Regions from separate parts of the Homo sapiens genome. Here region 2 is linked to region 1. A link is an interaction called in ENCODE POLR2A ChIA-PET data of the cell type or tissue named here. Cell type or tissue: A673. All regions are shown on one strand. Links, peaks and the distances in the headings refer to the core of each region. The heading gives the core; the rest is flanking DNA. Region 1 has its middle 170 kb from the start of PRDM2. Region 2 has its middle 230 kb from the start of PRDM2.

What was found. Peaks named below come from ENCODE experiments on the same cell type or tissue, not always from the same donor. Only the 100,000 strongest peaks of a DNase experiment are listed, where the experiment ranks them.
Region 2: POLR2A ChIA-PET joins it to region 1 with 15 read pairs; 3 of 35 experiments call an interaction of 5 or more read pairs at or near these places.

Annotation. Positions count from the first base shown.
Region 1 is chr1:13,864,743-13,872,691 of GRCh38, reverse strand. No RefSeq gene overlaps it. Among named protein-coding and RNA genes, the nearest start is that of PRDM2, 170 kb to the right of the region's middle. In A673, for the core only: no CTCF peak of the experiment used is centred there; a DNase peak (open chromatin) is centred at 3,101.
Region 2 is chr1:13,924,005-13,931,953 of GRCh38, reverse strand. It overlaps a transcript of KAZN not described here. Among named protein-coding and RNA genes, the nearest start is that of PRDM2, 230 kb to the right of the region's middle. In A673, for the core only: a CTCF peak has its summit at 1,600 (motif pointing left); no DNase peak of the experiment used is centred there.

The DNA.
Region 1 (7,949 bases), core at 1,161-6,160:
TTTCCAACAACAGAACCTCATGTCCTTTGGGAAGTCCCCTGCACCCCTGCAACAGCCTTGGCACACTGTCAATCATGAATCTTGTTCTCTTCTAGGCAAAGAAGTGGACACAGAACTGAGGTCAAGCCAGATTCTCATGCTGAGGCAACCTGATGTTGATGAAGTTGAGAAAAATGGTGAGAACAAATTTGTCCCAATGGCATAGACTCCAGAAGAGACTGACTGTATTTCCTCTCTTTAGGTCCCCAGAGCTATGTATCCCTGTCCTTTGTGAGCCTGGCTGCTCAGCTTCTCCTGTGAATTATTCCATAGCCTCCCTATGCACGGTCTTTGGCTGAGATTAGCCAGAATCTTCTTCTGTTGCTTACAACCAAAGAATCCTAAGATCCTCTGACATCTCACCCATCACTCCATGTAGTGACGGCCTAAGAACAGTGGCTGTCACTCACCTTCATGCCCTCAGCACCTAGTGCAGGGCTTGGTACATGGCAGCTCTTCACTGGTTTATTGAGTAGAAACTCCTCGTGCTAATCACTAAGTAATGCTTCTTTGATCTGCTGTGGCAAGAGCTGTCAAATTGACAAGCATCCTGTACTGACAAAGCTGCTCAGGGGTGCCAGCACTTGGAGAAGAACATGACATAATAGAAACACATCAGGTTTCAAGGCAAGAGCTTGCAGGAAAAGCACTAATTCATCAGAGCACAGCCACCACAGAGACATTCGCTCAAGACCTATTGAAAAACAAGTCCCTGGTTACTGCAAAGAATGTTCCAGAACAATGCATATAAGCATATATATAATTCAATTAATCCGACTTCGTATCCAGCTGCCCTTTGGATCTGCCCCCTGAAAAGTGTCCCATCTCCTCCCACTTCCCAGAAGAGCTTAGAAAGTCATTCTTATCTGAGAGATCAAACATCATTCTTCATCTTAGATCGGGAGTCAACAAAATTTTTGTGCAAAGGGCCAGATAGCAAATATTTTGCAAGCCATCCAGTCTCTGTTGCAAGTACTCCACTTTGCTGTCATAGCACAAAAGCAGCCATGGATGGCGTGTAAACAAATCAGCATGGGTGTGTACCAATAAAACTTTATTTATGGACACTGAAAGTTCAATGTCATGTAATTTTCATGTGTTACAAAGTAGTCTTCTTTTGATTTTTTTCTCAGCCATTTAAAAATGTAAAAACCCAGGAGCTGAATGATAAGAACTTAGGAACACAAAGAAGGGAAGAACAGACACTGAGGTCTACTTGATGGGGGAGGGTGGGAGGAGGGAAAGGAACAGAAAAGATAACTATTAGGTACTGGGCTTAATACCTGGGTGATGAAATAATATGTACAATATGTAATATGTACAACCCGTGTTTGCCTATGTAACAAACCTTCACATGTACCCCAAACCTAAAATAAAAGTTAAAAATAAATAAATTAATAAAAATGTAAAGACCATTCGAGAGCCATGGGCCATATTTGGCCAATGTGTGCTGGTTCTAGTCTAGTTGGTGGCTTACTTGCTCACCCATGAAACACAGTGACCACAATGCTCACTCGCCTTCCCAGCCAACTCCCCCCCAGGAAGGAAACTGTACGTGGTCAGGAGCACGCAGAGGAAGCACAGACAGGAATCCTGCTCTAACAGGAGGTATAGGGAGCAAGGTTAACAGCTGTAGAATCAGACCCAGGACAGAATTCTGTTATTTCCTGCTCTCTATTTGTGTAGCTCCCAGCAATTTGGTGAACTTTTCTAAATCTTGGTTTTTATCTTATGAAAAAGGGGTGCATCCTGTCTCATGGGGTTGTAAGGATTCCATCAAATACCCTGTGCACAGTAAGAAACTTAAACAAATTTACAAGAAAAAAACAACTATAAAAAAGTGGGCAAAGGACATGAACAGATATTTTTCAGAACAACACATACATGTGTCCAAACAAGCATATGAAAAAAAACTCAACATCACTGATCATCAGAGAAATGCAAATCACAACCACACTATGATACCATCTAACACCAGTCAAAATGGTGATTATTAAAAAGTCAAAAAATAACAGACGCTGGCAAGGTTGTGGAGAAAAAGGAACACTTATATACTGTTGGTGGGAGTGTAAATTAGTTCAGCCATTGTGGAAGACAGTGTGGTGATTCGTCAAAGACCTAAAGACAGAAATACCATTTGACCCAGCAATCCCATTACTGAGTATATACCCAAAGGAATATAAATAGTTCTGTTATAAAGACACATGCACATGTATGTTCATTGCAGCACTATTCACAATAGCAAAGACGTGGAATCAACCTAAATGCCCATCAGTGATAGACTGGATAAAGAAACTGTGGTACATATACACCATGAAATACTATACAGCCACAAAAAAGAACAAGATCATGTCCTTTGCAGGACACAGGAGGCCATTATTCTTAGTAAACTAACACAGGAACAAAAAACCAAATACCGCATGTTCTCGCTTACAAGTGGGAGCTAAACGATGAGAACCCATGGAAACATAGAGGGGAACGACACACACTGAGGCCTTTTTGAAGGGTAGAGGGTAGGAGGCGGAGAGAATCAGGAAAAGTAACTAATGGATACTAGGCTTAATACCTGGGTGAAGAAATAATCTGTACAACAAATCCCCATGATACAAGTTTACCTATGTAACAAACCTGTACTTGTACTCCTAAACTTAAAAGTTAAAAAGAAAGAAAGAAAGAAAGAAAGAAAGAAAGAAAGAAAGAAAGAAAGAAAGAAAGAAAGAAAGAAAGAAAGAAAGATGCTATTCAAAGCACTTATTCAGAGCCTGGCACATAGCAATAGCTTAATGGTGCTGGCTGGTCACACAGAGAAGGAACAGGACAGTTTCATTTTTTTAATGTCAATTTAGATATAACTGTGAAGAATATACGTATGTTCTATAAATGTACATTTACGGAATGTACATACAGAACAATATACGTACAAAACAAGTTTGCCATTCCCTGATATAGATGAAGAATTACGTTTGATTTCCCAGATAAGAATGACTTCTCAGCTCTTCCAGGAGGTGGGAGGAGACAGGACAAGTTTCCCGTGGCAGATCACCAGGGCAGCTAGAATGCATGGGGTGGCCCCCTGCTGACTTTTTACTTAGCAGAAACTCAGCTGGGTTTTTCTCTTCATGCTCCTTTTCCATTCATTCTGCTTAACTACTAACTTAGCTCTGCATTCAGACTAAGGGGCTCCTACGTTGCAAACAATCCCCTTTAAGTTACTCCTTATCAAGAGTCTTGGTTTGCCACCATTCCACAGCCCTCTCTGCCACACTGAGCAGATGGCCCTTGGCTTTGACAGATAAAAAAGTCTAAAAGCTTTGGGATGATACAGCTGGTTGGGCCAGATTATCCTTGAAATGACCACTAGCAATTTTTAAAGGATATTTCACTTTCAAGAACTGCAACAATTATTTAAGGTGAGAAAAACTCCACTTACAGATAAGTGGTGGAAAGTTCTAGAATTATCCACAAAAAGCGAGTAGGAGGAAAGAGTGTAGCAGATGAGATCCCAGATCCCTCCTTCCAGAAAGGGCTGGCTGCTGGGCTGCTATTGGTGCTAAAGTTCCTGCAGGATGGCCTCAGCTGCAGAGAGGCCAAAGGGCACATCCCTCCTACTCCCACCCTCCTCCCGCTGTCCCCACGAACCCTCCACTCCTCATATCTAAAGATGGCCTGGCCATTCTGGCTCTACGTGGGGCACTCCAACAAGTCATTTCAGCTTCCAGGAAACCTGTGGGGTCAGCCAGGCTGTGGGTCCTTCATGGTAATGAACTTCTCCCTCTGTCCAGTCCTGACTCTACCTCCTCCCTAAGGTGGGCCCCAAGAGCACTTCCCTAAAACCTCCCTTAGTATTAATTCTGGCCTGAAGTCTACATCCCGGAGAACCCAGATGGTGACAGTGGGGCAGCTAAGAGCGTCATCTCCAGAGTCAAACTCCCTGGCCAGGAGGGGCTGGGCCACACAGTGTGAAACTCTGACCTTTTGCAGGCCTCAATCCCTCACCTAGAAAATTATCAGCACCTTTTAATGGTAGGGCATAAATCAAATCCAGGTGCTAGGTCTCTAGGATAGTGCCCACCCTGAGAAGAGTAACTCAGTCATGCCAGGATTCCAGAAGGAGGTTCCTGGGGCCACAGCCCGCTCCTCCTGGATTTGTCCCTGAGAGCTGAGAAGTCTCATAGGCACACTAGGAGCCAAGGAGGAAGGAACCTAAAACAGCACAGAAAAGTAGGCCACAGGGGCCTGTAGCTGCAAGACGCATGTCCAATGCACGTGTTTTTGTACAGCGTGAGGCCTCCTCCAACCAGCCACAGGACACTGTGTAAAAAAGGAAGAGTCCCAGTACAACACAGAAAGGAGATTGAGTGCCACACATCTATCTTCCCTAGTGCTGCACAAGGTCAAGCATGGAAAGGGCACTTGAATATCTAATGAGCGAAGAAATAACTGGGGAGACGGGGAAGTGATGGCTAAGATTAATTCCTGCAAATATCTGTGCCAGATGTTCTTCCAGGTACAAGGGATACAGCTGTGAACAAGATGACCCATGCCTTCATGGAGCTAATAGTGTAACAGGGTGGACATAGATTAAACAGGCAATCACAGAAGCATAATTGCAAGGGACAAGTGCATCGTCCCCACAAAGGGCATAATGAGATTGATAGGGGTACCCCTGTAGACTCAGCGGTCAGAGAAGTGTTTAAATCAAGAGAGTGGCATTGAAGCGAATACCTGCATGATTGGTTAATTAGCTGGTTAAAGGGGTAGGCTTTGGGGGTTGCAGGAGGACAGGCAGGACACGTGCTAAGGAAAGGACATGCAAATATGTTCTGGGAACCGAAAGGTGTCACTGTGGCTGGAGCATAGCCAGAGGTAGAGTGGCCGGAAGTGATGCTGGGACAGGAGGCAGCAGCTGGACCACATAGAGCCTCACAAGCCATAAGTCTTTCGGGTTTTCTGTAATGCACAATGGGCAGGCTTTGGAAGGGTCAATCCAAGTAGCATCCTGATTTAAGTTTCAAACAGATATCCCCAGCTGCAGAAGAGAGGATGGGCGATAGTAAGGCAACAGGAGGAGCAAAGAAAGTCATTCTGATGATCGTAGCCCCAGCCAGGGTGGTCAGGAAGAAATGGAAAGACAGACAAATGTGATCCATGTGGGATCTGTTTCAGAGATAGAATAAAGAGGGGGAAGAAAGAATATTATGAGTGACTTCCAGGCTTTTAAAGCTGGCAAATGAGAGGATGCATGAACTATTTAGTGAAGGGGGAACATATGAAGGAGGAACTTATAGACTGGGTTGAACGGTAACCCACCAAAAAATCCATGTCTGCCCGGAAACTGTGAATGTGACCTTATTTGGAAATGAGGTCTTTGCAGATGTAGTCAGGTTAAGATGAGGTCATACTGGATTACGGTGGGCCACATCCCCCCTACATCAAATTAGGATATGACGCTAACTCAGTAGCTAGTGCCTTTGTAAGAGGAAGGCAATCTGGACACAGGGACACACAGGAGAAAGGCCACGTGCAGATGGAGGCAGAGATTGGAGTTGCATAAGGGAAGGAGCACCAAGGATTGCTGGCCATCACCAGCAGCTGGAAGGGTCAAAGAATGACCCCCCTTTAGAGCTTTCGGAGGGAGCATGGCCCTGCTGATACCTTGACTTAGGACTTTTGACCTCCAGAAATGTGAGAGAATAAGTTTCTGCTGTTTTAAGCCCCCCAGTTTATGAAAATTTGTCGTGGCAGCCCTAGGAAACTAACATAGCCCTTGAATTCCAGAATATGGAGCCAGCTGTTCTCTAGAGCACAAGTCTCAGTGGGGCCTCCTCTACCCCATCTCCAGGCAGACCTGGCTCTCACTGACCTCTTCAATGAGGGTAGCTACAAGAGTAGCTACTACCCAGGGAGAGAGCAGTTGCAGGATTTTTGTGTATAAGTAACTTAGGGCACTACAGCTTCAAAAAGCCTCCTGCCCACACAAGCGCACATGGGTGTAAGGAAGTGGCATTACAAATGGCACAGGGTGGTAAAGGAAGTGATGGTAAGAAGCTGGGAGTAGGATACCTAAGCACTCTGCAGGGCCATGGAGGACTCTTGGAAGAGACAATAGCAGGCAAACTTTTACAGAGTGGAAAAGAAGAGGAGCTGGCTAGGAGGAACGGAGTGATCCTAAGGAGCATAAACAAAGCTTCAAAGACGAAAAAAGAGCATGGTGGGCTAGGAGGGGCATGTGGCATGGAGCAGGTGGAACAGAGCAATGGGCCAAGGTGAGAGGGCCACCCAGGCCATGGTCACATGCTCAGACTCTGTGCAGCTGTGATGGAAGCCACCCAAGAATTAGCCATGAACAGGATATGGGCACGCTTGCATTTTTATGGCTACACACAAGATAGATTCGACTTATTTTTACTTAATGCTCGCTATGTTGACCCCCTAATTGCCTGATGTGTTCTGTAGGATCCCAGGAGGGTCCAACGTTAATTTTTCCTGATTTTTGTTTCAGTTTGAGTGCAATAGTCCCCAATATCACTACATAGCAGTTCCCCCCAAATAATACAAAATATCTTGAGTCCTGATCACTTAACAGGGTGACAAGTACCAGCTGGAGGGAACTGAGGCTCATTAAAGTGAAGGATTTTGGCTAAACTTTCAGTGCACTCATATCTTCACCCATTACCAGAACTACAATCATTCTTAGGGCAGCAAATGAAATAAGCTTTTTCTTCTACTCATCATGGGATTAGATATGGTCCTCGGTCCAGGACTGAAAGCCAATAACTCACTTAGAAGCACCACCAAATGACTGTATTTGGGTATCAGGCAATGACATCCCAAGAAGCTCAATAATACCCAAATTCACTGAGGACCCAAGATGAGCCCATCGTTCAGGCAATCCCCAGCTCAAAAATAGGTTAGTACTAAAGGGTTACTTTTTACTTTTTATTTCTATTTATTTATTTTTTTTGAGACAGAGTCTCGCTCTGTTGCCAGGCTGGAGTGCAGTGGTGCAATCTTGGCTCACTGAAACCTCCACCTCCCAGGTTCAGGTGATTCTCCTGCCTCAGCCTCCTGAGTAGCTGGGACTATAGGCATGCACCACCACGCCCAGCTAATTTTTGTATTTTTAATAGAGACGGGGTTTCACCATGTTGGCCAGGTTGCTCTCTAACTCTTGACCTTGTGATCCGCCGGCCTTGGCCTCCCAAAGTGCTGGGATTACAGGCATGAGCCACCGCACCCAGCCCAAGGGTTAGTTTTTAAAAGCTTTCTTGAGCTATCATTCACATATGTGCAAGTTACCCATTTAAACATACAATTCAATAGTTTTTAGTAAATTCAGAGTTATGTGGCTAACACCACTTCTTCATTTTTAAGAAGCTCAGAATTCACAACACAATTCAATGGGTATTTTTGGATATTGTAGACCCCTATTGGTTCCTAAAAACCAGGGACCCTCTCCTCCAAAAAGTTAGCATGCGTGCCTACACACAAGCACATTTTACACACAGCTTCCCAGGGAGTTCTGGTTCCCCAGAACTAGTTAAATCTCCTTAACCAAATTCTAGTAGCGGGCAAAGTGGTTTCTCGTTCATGTTTACATGAAACTGCCTGAAACTGCCTCCCTACCCCCACAGTAATGAGCTCCTCAGAGAAAAGTACTCAAGCTTGAATGTGCCCAGTGGGAATGGATTGGCCACACTGACTCACTTTACAGGCCCATCTCCAAGTGCTGGTGACTTTGCTCACTGCTGACACTTCAATGCGAACTGCCAGCTCCAGGGCCAAGAAAGTAGAAAATGCTCTTCGTGGCCAGTCCTCGATAAACTGCTATAAGCAAAAGACATACAAATTGTTTTCTCCCCTAAACATTATAATCAAGCTGATGGGTCAAGAACAAATACGCAGTCTAG
Region 2 (7,949 bases), core at 878-5,877, 60 kb before region 1:
AGGCAGGAGAATCGCTTGAACCATGAAGGCAGAGGTTGCAGTGAGCCAAGATCGTGCCACTGCACTCCAGCCTGGGCAATAGAGCGAGACTCCGTTTCAAAGAAAAACTTAAGCTATACACCTTTGTAAGGTGTCTTATATAAATACATTTATGAATCAGAAAATGTAATTATGAGTATTTGCATCATGATTTTTGGTTCTGAAATAGCTCAGTCTAAGCTACATATAAGAATTAACATTAATATACTAGGGGCCAAATACACACACACACATGACAATCATTGGGACTGGCCATGTTTTTGATTATCCACACGTTTTATCTTCTCTTATTAGTCTGGATAATGGAGAAGTCAGGACACTGGCATAAGGCATGATTGCTTCTGGTTTAATCTTCCCTGAGTCTGTGATGCTAAGCCTCAACTCAGCATCTTTCAAGAAAAAAGCATGTGTCTATGCACACACACATGCATGCACACACACACGCATGCACACACACACACACACACCCCTCTGGCTGAAAAACATTGGCAGTTCCCAAAGAAGCAATTTGCTGCAGTCACACCCGGCCAGGTTTTCCTGCACTGCAAAGCACAGCGATTAAAACATGTCAGGGAAGCTGCACTGCTATTTGGAGGGAGAATTATTAATTTATGTTTACAGTTTTCAAATCCAATCATAGCCATGTACCTGGACCATTACAGCTGTGTAATAAAAATAGTGTGACTGTTTTTATTTTGCAGAAACTATCATTTCCTTAGATTTTGCAATTCACTAACATTAATTGGCAAAATTGAATTCTTCCAGCATGAACAGAGATAAATGACCCTTCATTATTTAATCAGGAGAAAAACCAAGGACTTTGTACACAGATGCTCTGACCACAAGATTTTACTGGGAACCTGAGGGATCTGCTTCCTGTTTCATTCAAGTCCAGACACATAAGACAGACTTGTAGGGGTCAGGGGTGGTAGGTAAGACACTGGAGGTATAGAGCCAGGACCCACAAGGCCATGGGGCAGATCTGTGGGCATTATCTTGACAGGCCAAGAGGGGTCAGTCCAGGACCCCCTAAGGACCACTGGAGTGTTCTCTCTCCAAACCAAGACTGAGTGGCTGTTACGGGATGACCAGGGATGCAGAGATTATTAAACCCAGCACTTCCTTTACTCTAGACTATCAGCTCTGGTAAACTCCTATGAATCCTGCAAAACCCAGGCCAAAGGTTCCTACCTTGGTAAAACCTTCTCCAATGACTAAGTCAGTGACTTTTATGCTTTTCTTATATTTCAAATATAGCATTTTAATTTGTCTGCCTATTAACCAACTCCCCCATAAGACTGGGATTTATGAGGACTGGGTCTGTGTCTGTTTCCCCAGCCCTAGCACAGCACCACATAGTAGCATCACAAAGTAGATGCTCAATGGAAGGGGAGACAAGAGAAAGGGAAAAAGGGGGAAAATGGCTTAGTAGATTCCATTGTATCAGGGATCCCATTGTATCCCATTGTAATAATGACATGTGACAATAGCCAAAACCAATGGCTTATAGGAAGCACTTATTTCTCATTTGTGGGTCGACAGGTAGGCTGCCCTCTGCTGGTGGTTCACCCTGGCTTCAGGCTACAGGTGGGGTTCAGGTCTACTGCATGGAGAAGCAGCTTCCCCGGGGCTTGTCCTTTTCATAACAGGTAGCAGAAACGTGAGACTTGGAGCTAACTCATGCCAGCACATTTAAAGTCTGTAATTGAATCACATCCACCAACACTTGATTGGCCACATCAAATCTTCTGACCAAGTTCAACATCAATCGGTAGGAAGAGGGGGCAGGATGTTCCCCATCTCTACTGAGACGCATAGCAAAGTCACATGGCAAACAGTGTGGCTATATAATATACAGAGAAGGGGAAATAAGGAAGCAGTAGGGGGAAATGGTTAAGCGTTAGACTCTAAAGACTGATTGCCTGAGTTCAAATTCTGGCTCCAACCAACCAAGATTGTGACCATGGAGGAAGTGACTCAAACACTCAGTGCCTCAGCCTCCCCACCTATCAAATGGATATAACAATAATACCTACTGCAGGCAGTTGCTACGAGGATTTAATGAAAATGGCCCACGCAAAGCATTTAGCACAAGGTCTGGTCGTAGCAAACACTTAATACATTCTACCTGTTAGTTTAATTCTCTCCCTTCTCTGCATTGGATCTTTTCCCAGAAAATATCAAACACTTCCCAGCCCCCATCCCTTTCCTATGCCAACCACACGCCCTCCTGTGGCTAGACTCCCCAGTTTCTTCCCAATTAGTTCACATATTTTATCTCATTCATGTGATCCCTTTATTAACCATGAGTAGACCTTTAGTAGCTGCTCAAAGTGCCCCCAGATGTCAGGCTCAAGGCTAGCACCAAAGCCCCAGGCTGACATTGATGTGAGCATCACCAAAGTCATTCTGCCCATAAAGAAGGTGTCGCAATGATGGATGGCTGCAGGCTTCTGAGCTGCAGTGTGCCTCCCAGACAATCCATCTCTTCCTTGGGATCCTGAATGCAGTCATGAAGATGAAGAGCGCACAGTGGGAGTCAACCTCGCTCTCCAATGAATGTATAAGGTATGCCCGCCAGCAGCCTGAGTTTTTAACTGGATTAAATCAAGACACGTTCAAGACAAAACACAGATAAGTGCCTCTCAGGTGCCACTCCTGGGTCCAAGGGGCCCAACTCCACCTTAGAATCAAAGACCCTTGGGCCAGGCTCGTGCTTGTAATCCCAGCTCCTTGGGAGGCTGAGGTGGAAAGATTGCCTGAGCCCAGGATTTCGAGGCTGCAGTGAGCTATGATCCTGCCACTGCAATCCAGCTTGGGTGACAGAGTAAGACCCTGTCTCTTAAAAAAAAAAAAAAAAAAAAAAAGCCTTGAAGCTGAACTAGACCTTGGCCCTCAGCTGGCCCAGCTCTGGCTTCTCAAATCTATTTTACAAAGCAGAAAGCTACTAATTCCCAGGAGGAGAAGTCTCTCTAATTCACAACTTGTTTGAGCACACAACAAAGATTAGAATCTATCGCCTGTTAGAGCTCTTTCTCCAAAATTAGAGATCAGGGAAAAAAAAAAAAGATTTCTTCAAATGGAGCATTTTGTTTTTCACTCCAAGGCATGTACTCAGCAAAATTAAAGATCAAAATATTTTGTGAAAAGGCAATGCTTTAAAGAATTCTCCTACCTAGAAGTTACTCTTTCTTTCCCCAAAATATGCCCATGTATGCTTCTGACCATCATCCCCATGCAGAGCCTTGCTGGATCAATATTTTATTCAGGACAAAAATCATGTCCTGAATTTTTTATTATGTTAATCACACATTGTACAGGCAACAGTGTCTTGGGAATAGTGAGTTTCTAAACTCTACTTTCCAACTCATTTTCTCCTGATTTGCAATTCAGAAAACTAGTGACAAGCATGATTTCAGAAGCCATACTGATGTTGTGTGACCTTGGGCAAGTCACTTACCCTTTCTAAGCTTCAGTGTTAACAGAACAATAAGAAAAGAAAAATAGGAATTCAGGGAGATAATACACAGAGTGCCAGGTATATAACAAGTTCTCAGAGAAGCTGTTACTATGGTTACAGTTGTCATCATCAATGTCACCACTGTCATCATCATCATCATACATGATCCAGAAGGACCCAGCAAAAGGAAGTAACACAACGGGATCTCCACCCAAGTTTCTTAACTATATGAGAAAGCACTTTCAGGAGAACCCCAGGTATGGCACATTTTTAAAGTCACAGGCTATTAGTTTACAGGAACCTGATCTTCTCCGCAAAACCTGAGCAATGAAATTTCTGACCACTGCATACAAACACACCCTCTGCTTCCTCCAGTATGTGTAGCTTAGCTCTGTGGTTAACAGTTTCAGCTCTGAAATTGGATGGAGCCAAGCTGGAATTTCACCTCTGCCATTGACTCGGCTCTCTTTTCTGTTCCTTGAACCCACTGCCAGGCTTGTTCCCACCATAGAATCTTTGCAGGGGCCCTGCCCCTGCCTGGGATGCCCTCCTCCTTGATGTTCATGTGACCATATCTTTTCCATCACTCAGGTCTCAGCCCAAATGTGGCCCCTTGCAGGGCAGCCTCTGAGCACCCTGTACTTGTGTCTCTTCCGCTCCACACATCCAGTTTCCTCTCTGTTTCAGTTGCTATGCGACCTTCTAAATATCAGAATATGGATCTAGCTTTTGGATTCCCACTAAGATGCAAGCTTCTTGGGGCAGGAAACTTCTCCATCCTGCATCCACTGTATTTTCCATGCCTAAAAACATGCCTGGCTCAAAAGAGATCCTCCACCAAGAGCCACTGAATCAAAGAATGCAACAGTACCATTGGGATTTGAACATAGGTCCAAAGTGGATAAAAGTGAAGTTGGGATTTGGACATAGGTCTGCCTGGGACACAGACCAAACTCCTAACCCACCTCTGATGGTTCTTTGCCCAGCTATTCCTAACCTTGTCTTCTGATGTGATGAGCAGAAAAAAATACTTCCTCCTGCTCAAACCCTTTTAGGTGTCTGTAAACAGCTCCCAGGCCCCATTTTAAGCCCTCTCTGTAATGCCCCACTGTGCTCAGCTCTGTTTTATACAGAAAGTCTTCCAAACCTGCTTCAGGGTCCCTGTGTGACCTTCTAGTTCCTCAGTGTCTTTCTTCTCCAACTGCACTAGGACCAGGTTCATTCCAGGGAAGACACAGGCACCTTGATATTGTACTTCTATTAACAAAACCCAGGACTGCATTATTATGATCTTAAAAGATTTCTGAAAGGGCTTTATAGAACACGGAAATTGGGTCACACACAAAAACAAGAATCCTGCTTGATGAAACTGAAAATGTGACATCTCTTTTTTAGCATAGCTGCCACGCTACAATGACAGAATCTTGCATGAGGGTTTTCATGGAAAACAAAGGGCCGAGTGACATGGGATTTTAGGCACTTTACGACAAATGCATATTTAAAACACATATTTTTGCAGGTTTTTTTCTTTGAGCACCATAGCAAGGTTAACCTTTGAAAGGGAGCAAAAATCATAGATGATAAATGTTTCTTGTCTCCCTAGCTATTCCCTTTGAAGCCCTAACTTGGAAAAATAGCAAATATGGAGGATGCTATTTTAACTGTCACCCCAGTATCAAATATGATATGTCACTCCAGCCAGCATTTTGTCACCTTAAGATACTGATTTGTGCTTGGGAAAATTTACAGCCATTTATGGCTGTCATGCACTGAAGTTCCCAGGAGATTTTTTTTTTTTTTTTAACTCTTAAAGATAAATCTTCCTTTCTTATTTTCATTGCCTGGTTATTTTTACTCATTAATAACAAGGACCTGTAAGCTTCACTGTAATCAGGACCCAATGTCACTGGCTACACGTGTACATGCCTTTGTGCAAAGGGGACTTGAAAATAGGGAAAAGGCAGGGGAAATGTGGGAGGAAGCCATCGGGTGACTCAGAAACACAAGTGGAGACTGTTCATTGCTTCATTCTTGTCCTAAACATGGAATTCGAAAATTTCAGGGTAAGAAAAGAAAGCACCTCCAGCTCACATAGGCAGAGTTGCCACCACACTAAGAGTGAGCCCCTATTCTCCCAGCAGGGAGGTGCAGTGTTCACTGGTGGTCTCAGCCAGCCAGGGCAGACAGCCAGCCTGGTGTGTCCTAGTCCTGCCCACTCTGGGTAGTAACAGCACGGTGAGCCAGGGCATAGGGAAGCATGAAGTGCTGTCGGAGTCAGCAAGACCCCAACTCAGTTTGGGAGAGAATTGGTGAAAGCTTCCTAGGAGAAGTGACTCATTAGTGAAGACTCAAATGAGAACTAGATCCTTTGAAATGAAAAAAAACAAAGGGAGAGAGAAACCATTATCAAAACCAAATCACGCTCTGTCCCCCAACCACCCCATATGTGCCCCTCCCAAGTCTCTACCATCTCAGTCAATGGCCACTCCATCCTATGGGCCACCCAGGGGAGACCCTCATGGTCATTCACTCTTCTGCCCTCACTCCCCAACTTCAATCATCAGCAAATCCTCCAAGAACTATTTTTGAAATGGATCCCAACTCTATTTGCAACTCCCAGTGCTTGAGTCCAATTCATGGTCACACCCACTCTTCCCAACCTGGACTCTCTGCCTCTGTCCTCTAGTGCTTATGGTCCATTTTCAACCGCTGGCCAGAGAGCTCCTTGAACTTGTATGTCAGTCAAGGTACTTCTGCATTCCCAGCTTCCCCTTTCACCCATAACAAAATCTAAATTCCCTTCAACAGTCTACAAGGTCCCAAGTGATCTCCATAGCCTACCCCAGCTCAGTGCCTCTCGGGCCTCACTTCCTGCTATTTTCTCCTCATTCATTGCCTACCGGGACATTCCTTAATCTATCGCAGGGTCTTTAGACCTCCCATCCCATCTGCCTGGAGCACCATCTCCCAGGTACTCACATCTCTTTCAGATCTTTGCCCAAAAGTCACTGCCACATTGAGGCCTTTTCCAACCACCCATACTCCCATCCCCCTTTGACACTTTATTTAGCTCTCACAGATAAGAACATCCTTTCAACATAACCACATTAGATTATCCTGCCAAGTGGTGACTCTTTCAAAACTATGGCAAAGTATAAAGAACTATACCAGCCATAAAAAGGAATAAAGCACTGATACATGCAGGAACACGGATTGTATCTGAAATTACTCGAAAACATTAAGCAAAGTGCAAGACGCCAGTCACAAAAAGACCACGTAATCTATGATCCCATCGCTGTGAAATGTCCAGAATAGATAAATACATAGAAACAGAAAGCAGATGAGTGGTCGCCCGGGGTGGAAGGAATCTGGGGATATGGAGTGGGTGAGACCTAAAGTGTATGGGGTTCTATGTGAGCTGATAAAAATGCTCTAAATTTGACTTTGTTGATGGTGGCATACACCTGTGAATATACTAAAAATCACTGAATTGTACACGTCAAATGGGTGAATTGTATGATATTGTGAACGCTGAGTATCTGAGACAGGTCTTAGTTAATTTAGAAAGTTTATGTTGCCAAGGTTGAGGACCCGCATCCATGACACAGCCTCAGGGGATCCTGACGACATGTGCCCAAGGTGGTCAGACACAGCTTCGTTTTATACATTTTGGGGAAAAATAAGACATCAATCAACGTATGGAAGAGGAACACTGGTTCAGTCTGGAAAGGCGAGACAACTCGAAGCAATTGCTGGATGACTCAAAGTGGGGTAGGGGGCTTCCAGGTCATAGGTAGATAAGACACAAATGGTTGTATTCTTTTGAGTTTCTGATGAGCCTCTCCAAAGGAGGCAATCAGATATGCATTTATCTCAGTGAGCACAGGGATGACTGAATAGAATCAGAGGCAGGTTTGCCCTAAGCGGTTCCCAGCTTGACTTTTCCCTTTAGATTAGTGATATTGGGGCCCCAAGATTTATTTTCCTTTCACAATATATAAATTAAATCTCAATAAAGCTGTTTTTTAAAAAGAACTATACCGCCTAGAATTAAAACATGATCACTTTATTTGCTTCAGTGTATTTTAATAAAAGAAAATATTACTGAAGTTGAAGTCCCCTTCATACCCACATAAATTTTGCTACATCAAAAAATTATTTAAAATTTTTTAATTACAGTTTTACTGCTAAGTCTTCTATCTTTTAAGCCATACCTTTGAGTTTTTAGCCTTCATTTACATGGATTTACCTTGAGGGGCCTTTTCCAGTTCTAGCTATCTTTGGATGATAAAAATCTCAAAGAATAACTGAGCCAGTGCTTGCAGATTGAGTTTATGGCACTGGGAAGCAGTGAGCCATGAAAAAAACAAAAGTACAGAGAGAACATTATCAAAACCAAATCACTGCTCTTCCCCACCACCCCATATTTGGCCCTCCCATCCATTCTCTA